Regions from separate parts of the Homo sapiens genome. Here region 2 is linked to region 1. Evidence: read pairs that join two places in POLR2A ChIA-PET (ENCODE). Cell type or tissue: endothelial cell of umbilical vein. All regions are shown on one strand. Links, peaks and the distances in the headings refer to the core of each region. The heading gives the core; the rest is flanking DNA. Region 1 overlaps MAVS (mitochondrial antiviral signaling protein). Region 2 overlaps SIGLEC1 (sialic acid binding Ig like lectin 1).

The links. Peaks named below come from ENCODE experiments on the same cell type or tissue, not always from the same donor. Only the 100,000 strongest peaks of a DNase experiment are listed, where the experiment ranks them.
Region 2: POLR2A ChIA-PET joins it to region 1 with 7 read pairs; 6 of 35 experiments call an interaction of 5 or more read pairs at or near these places.

Annotation. Positions count from the first base shown.
Region 1 is chr20:3,875,682-3,878,591 of GRCh38, forward strand. MAVS (mitochondrial antiviral signaling protein) reads left to right here. Exons shown (of 7, transcript NM_020746.5): 7 at 1-437. Among named protein-coding and RNA genes, the nearest start is that of PANK2-AS1, 12 kb to the right of the region's middle. In endothelial cell of umbilical vein, for the core only: no CTCF peak of the experiment used is centred there; a DNase peak (open chromatin) is centred at 1,190.
Region 2 is chr20:3,695,618-3,698,527 of GRCh38, forward strand. SIGLEC1 (sialic acid binding Ig like lectin 1) reads right to left here. Exons shown (of 22, transcript NM_023068.4): 9 at 2,181-2,516; 10 at 1,468-1,725; 11 at 969-1,271. Among named protein-coding and RNA genes, the nearest start is that of ADAM33, 15 kb to the left of the region's middle. RefSeq lists an enhancer at 2,241-2,740. In endothelial cell of umbilical vein, for the core only: a CTCF peak has its summit at 767 (motif pointing left); no DNase peak of the experiment used is centred there.

The DNA of each region.
Region 1 (2,910 bases), core at 180-2,679:
CCTGTAAACTGTGAGGCTGGACCAGTTATGTCAAATCTGTCCTCCCCCAGAGCTCAGTCCCTCTGCCCTTGGGTGTCCTTGGCACAAGGCAGGCTAGGCTGCACCAGCTTCCTCCATCTCCGTCCTGCCTCCCCCATCCCCAGGTGCCATTCCCACACCATCTGAATCACTGATTTCCTCGCAATCAGACGCTATCTTCCAGTTAATCACTTCGCTTGTATTTAACATAAGAAAGAAAAACCCTTTCATTATCACATACAGCTGGAAATCGGCTTCTTGCAGGAGGCGTATCCAAAGGAATTGGAGAAGAGATAAACTGGTAATTGGTGAAAGAATTACTTTAATTTTTTTTCCTACTTGCTGTCATGATGATGTCCTTAGAATTGTGAGCCCGTGGACACTTCTGTACAATAAATCTGCTATTATTACTTCTAGAACTACAGTTATAATGGTCTACAATGGCCAGATGCCTGCTTGTAATGAGAAGCTACTGCAGTGAAGATCAACAGAGTCAGGGGGCTTGTCTGTGACCTCTCCTCCTTTTCCCTCCTGCCTTCTCCCTGGGGATGGGTGGGTTTCTACTTAAAGACAAGCTCCCAGCTCTCAGACAGAGAATGTATGAGAGCAAAACAGAAGTCACAGTCCTTTGGTACTTAATCTTGAAAGTGACATCCCAGCAGTTTTTTTTTTTTTTTTTTTTTTTTAAGACAAGGGCATGCTCTATCGCCCAGGTTGGAGTAGAGTGGAGTAGAATGTCTCACTGCAGCCTCAAACTCCTGGGCTCAAGCAATCCTCCCACCTCAGCCTCCTGAGTTGCTGGGACCAGAGGCACACGCTACCATGCCTGGCTAACTTTCATGATTTTTAGTAGAGATGCGGTCTCACTGTGTTGCCTATGTTAGTCTCAGACTGCTGGGCTCAAGTGATCCTCCTGGCTCAGCCTCCCAAAGTGCTAGGATTACAGGCAGGAGCCTCTGCATCCACTCCCATCACTTCTGTAAATTGCAGTCAAGGGGCAATTTACCCAGAAGTAGGAACCACTGGAAGCACCATTATAGCAGCTGCCTCTTCAGGAGGGGAATTTGATTCTGTCCTACAAAATGACATATGCATGTGTTTTTTGACCCAGCAATTCCATTTCTAGTAGTCTAAGCCAAAGATAACATTGGCAAAAATAAAGATATATGTCCAAGGCTAGTCATTATAGCCCACTGTGTAAATAGCAAAAGACTGGAAATAACTCAGACAATGTCCATCTACAGAACATTGGCAATAAACCAAGGTATATCTACATTGGAGTGCTATGCAGCTGTGAATAGAAATGAGTATCTCTATACTGCTATGGAGTGAACTCCATGATGTTTTGCTAAGAGGAAAAAAAAAGTGGAAAACTGTATATATAATATAGAATCTTTGGGCTGGGTGGTGGCTCATGCCTGTAATCCCAGCACTTTGGGAGGCCGGGGCAGGTGGATTATGTCAGGAGATCGACACCATCCTGGCCAACATGGGGAAACCCCGTCTCTACTAAAAATACAAAAAAATTAGCTGGCCATGGTGGTACGCGCCTGTAGTCCCAGCTACTCGGGAGGCTGAGGCAGGAGAATCGCTTGAACCTGGGAGGCAGAGGTTGCAGTGAGTCACGATCACAGCACTTCCAAAAAAAAAAAAAAAAAGACCTGACTCCAGTGGACTGAAACTCATCAAATAGGCTTTTAAAATCCATGAGTTGGCCAGGCGCGGTGGCTCACGCCTGTAATCCCAGTGCTTTGGGAGGCCAAGGCAGGTGGATCACGAGGTCAGGAGTTTGAGACCAGCCTGGCCAACATAGTGAAACCCCGTCTCTACTAAAAAAAAAAATACAGTCCGGGTGCGGTGGCTCATGCCTGTAATCCCAGCACTTTAGGAGGCTGAGGTGGGCGGATCACCAGGTCAGGAGATTGAGACCATCCTGGCTAACACGGTGAAACCCCGACTCTACTAAAAAAAAAAAAAAAAAAAAAAAAAAAATTAGCCAGGCATAGTGGCAGGTAGCCTGTAGTCCCAGCTACTCGGGAGGCTGAGGCAGGAGAATGGCGTGAACCTGGGAGGCGGAGCTTGCAGTGAGCCGACATAGCGTCACTGCACTCCAGCCTGGGCGACAGAGACTCTGCCTCAAAAAAACAAAACAAAACAAAACAAAAATAAGCTAGACGTGGTGGCACGCGCCTGTAGTCCCAGCTACTCAGGGGGCTGAGGAAGGAGAATCGCTTGAACCCGGGAGGTGGAGGTTGTGGCGAGCCGAGATCACGCCAGTGCACACCAGCCCCGGCAACAGTGTGAGACTCCGTCTCAAAAAAAAAAAAAAAAAAAAAAAAAACACCAGGCATGGTGGCGCACGCCTGTAATCCCAGCACTTTGAGAAGCCAAAGTGGGTGGATTCTATGAGCTCAGGAGTTCGAGACCACCCTGGGCAACATGGTGAAACCTCCTCTCTGCTAAAATAGAAAAAATTAGCTGGGCGTGGTGGCACTTGCCTGTAGTCCCAGTTACTCAGGAGGCTGAGGCAGGAGAATCGCTTGAACCCAGAAGGCGGAGGTTGCAGTGAGCCGAGATCGCACCACTGCACTCCAGCCTGGGCAACAGAGTGAGACCGTCTCAAAAAAAAAAAAAAAAAGCCACCAGTTCATGATAATACTAAAAAGAATTCATTGTTGACCTCTAGAGGATGCCCCAGGAAACCAACTCATTCTGAAAACTGGTCAGTAAAGGGAAAGAATTGATCCTGCCTTTTCTATTTGAGTAGTTCCAGCTCCTCTGGAGGCTGAGGTTGAGGTACTTCAGGATAACAAAGAGTTGATGAGGGAAGATTCTTTATAGAAATATTCCAGTTAGGCTGGGTGCGGTGGCTCACACCTATAATCCCAGCAC
Region 2 (2,910 bases), core at 130-2,629, 180 kb before region 1:
AGCTCCTAAAACTCAAACCTTCAATTTCTTCCTGCGAAATAGGTATGCTAAGTAAGAAAAGATACACAGAACCAAGGCTCAAAGTAAATGTCCCAAAATTGGTGCTGTCGGTCACCGTGGTGGAAGAAACACTCATGTTCCTTTGACCTTCGCATTATGGGCATTATCTTTCCTTTTTCCTGGTTTATTTGTTTAGGGAGAATTTTTTTTTTTTTAAGACAGAGTCTCACTCTGTCATCCAGGCTAGAGTGAAGTACAATTTTGGCTCACTGCAACCTCCATCTCCCAGGTTCAAACGATTCGCCTGCCTTAGCCTCCCGAGTAACTGGGATTACAAATGCCCACCACCACACCTAGCTAATTTTTGTATTTTTAGTAGAGTGTTGGCCAGGCTGGTCTTGAACTCCTGACCTCAAGTGATCCGCCCGCCTCAGCCTCCCAAAGTGCTGGGATTACAGGCATGAGCCATGGTGCCCGGCCTGAGGGAGGATTTTTATAGAGACTATATATATACACACACACAAACACACACACACACACACACACACACGTATGTGTATATAAATAAAGAATATGAATATATTATGCATAAGAATACACATAATGTATATTTGTATGTGTATATACTCATACATAAACATATATGCATAATATAAATATACATATGTATGAGAATGTTTACTATGTAACAAAATTATATGATCACAAAACAAGTTATTTCAGAAAGTGCTCCCACCAAGCAAGCCACTCTGTGAATTGCCATTGCCTCCTAGTGGCTGCTGCAGTTATTACAGGTGAAAATATCTAGCTGGAGGCAAAGGGAGGCCTTCTGCTGGCTGGAAACTGCCCTTACCAGGACTGAAAAAGACATATTTCTGCACAAAATTCACAGCACCCAGCCCAAAGTCTGACCAGAGTAGTCCCCAGGGCATCAGAGTCTACCATATCTTCAGAAGACTGACACTCACCTCGGACCTGGAAGAAGAGTGAGGTGTTGGATGATCCAAGAACATTTGTGGCCTCACAGCGGTAGCTGCCAGAGTCCCCAAGGCCCAGTTCTCGGACCTCTAACTTCAGGGAGTTGGCCTCAGCTTTAGCCTGGAACCGACCATGGGATGGGACCTGGGGACCCAGGCTGGTGGCCAGGAGGTGCTCCCCATGGAACAAGGCCAGCAAGGCCAGGGGGCGGCTGTCCACAGTGCAGATGAACAGAGCCATGTGGCCCTGGCCCATGTCTAGGAGGGCTGACAGCTTTGGACGGTCCGGGGGATCTGCAGGAACAGAGGGAGCTGAGGCCACCCAGCCTAGCTCACCACATTACAACTGCCACACTATGTCCCCCACCTCCTGCCACACACACAGCCTAAGCCATGCTCTTTCCTCCCCAAACCCCAGCCCGGCCCCTGCTTCTCCCCAGACCACCCCTCCACCCTCCAAGTCCCCAGGCTGCCCATGCCAGTCACCCACAGAGTACACTCAGGAGCACGGGAGTGGAGAGCTGGGCACCAGCCTCAGTCAGGATGCGGCAGGCGTAAAGGGCAGCATCAGTTCTGGCCACGGGCAGCAGTGTCACGGTCTCCAGGGGACCCTGGGCCCACAGCACCCCATTTCGGAACCAGGAGAAGTTAGCAGGGCTGCCAGCAGCTTCCCGGCTCACGTTGCAAGTCAAGTTGGCTTCTGTGCCCTCCTGAAGTGTGTGTGATGGTGCAATGGCCAGGACAGTGGCTGGAGAGCAGGCGGCACAGCTTACTGACCACCCCCGGCCCCCAGGAGCCAGGGGTCCAGCCGCCCAGCCTGGAAGGAGCAGGAAGGAGGCCCCCTGGGGTGCCCACAGGGTTGGGGAGAAAAGCAAGCTAGCTCACAGGGCAGCCTAGGAGAAGTGGGCCCTGGGGACTGTGGGGGCCCTGGGCAGAGAGGGTTGCAGTACAGGGAAGGAGGACAAGGCAGCCCAACTGTCCCAGCTGGGGAGTCCTTCCTCAGAGACCAGCTGTGTTGCCTATCCCCGGCCTGAACAGAGATCATGGGAAGGAGCAGCTCCGCTCTTCCTGAATGTGGAGGAGGGCAGCGAAGGGCCCCCACTGCTGCACAGAGTGGTTTTGCCTGATTAGATCCTCCTCGGAGCAGAACAGTCCAGAGCTCCAGCCCCTGCCCCCAGGCCACCCATTCCCTGCCTGACTCACCCTGGCCATTGAAGGTGGCTGAGGTGGAGGCGTTGCCCAGGGCATTGCTGGCCTCACAGAGGTACAAGCCCTCCTCTTCCAGCAAAGGGTTGTGAATCTCCACACGCAGCAAGTTGGGGGCTTTGGTGACCTTCATGCGTGGGGAACAGCCCCCACAGGTGCTGCAGCCACCCCCTGATGGCAGGGAAGTGGCCACAACACGGTCCTTGTGGAGCAGCTGCAGCCTGGCGGGGGGGTCGCTGTCCACACGGCACAAAAGGAGGCCTCGCCGTCCAGCCCCGGCCCCAGCGGCATCAAGGTCCAGCCTGGTGGTGAATGTTGGTTGTCGAGGGGGGTCTGCAGGGAGGAAGAACATGGGCACTCATCCCACGGATGCTCCAGGGCCCCACAAGCCTGGCTAGGCTCCCAGAATACACTGGACAAAGGCAGATCCCGAAGGCTGCCCCAAGCAGCTGTGCAGACTGTGCACTGCACAAGGGCAGCCAGACCAGGGTGGGTGGAACTCAAGCTAGGCTCATGCTCCTCAAGCTAAGCTGTGCCCTGATGCCTACTGAGTCTTCCCAGAAGAAGGAGCACCATTTTCTAGCTCAGACAAAGGTGCTGTATGGGCTGGCTGCCACCTTGCATAAGTCCCATCTGCTGCTGAGCAGGGTGCCCACCTAGCAATCCCTGGGGGTCATGCTGTCTGCTCCCACCCTGCACCCAATGCCTTACCACGGAGCCTCCCCTC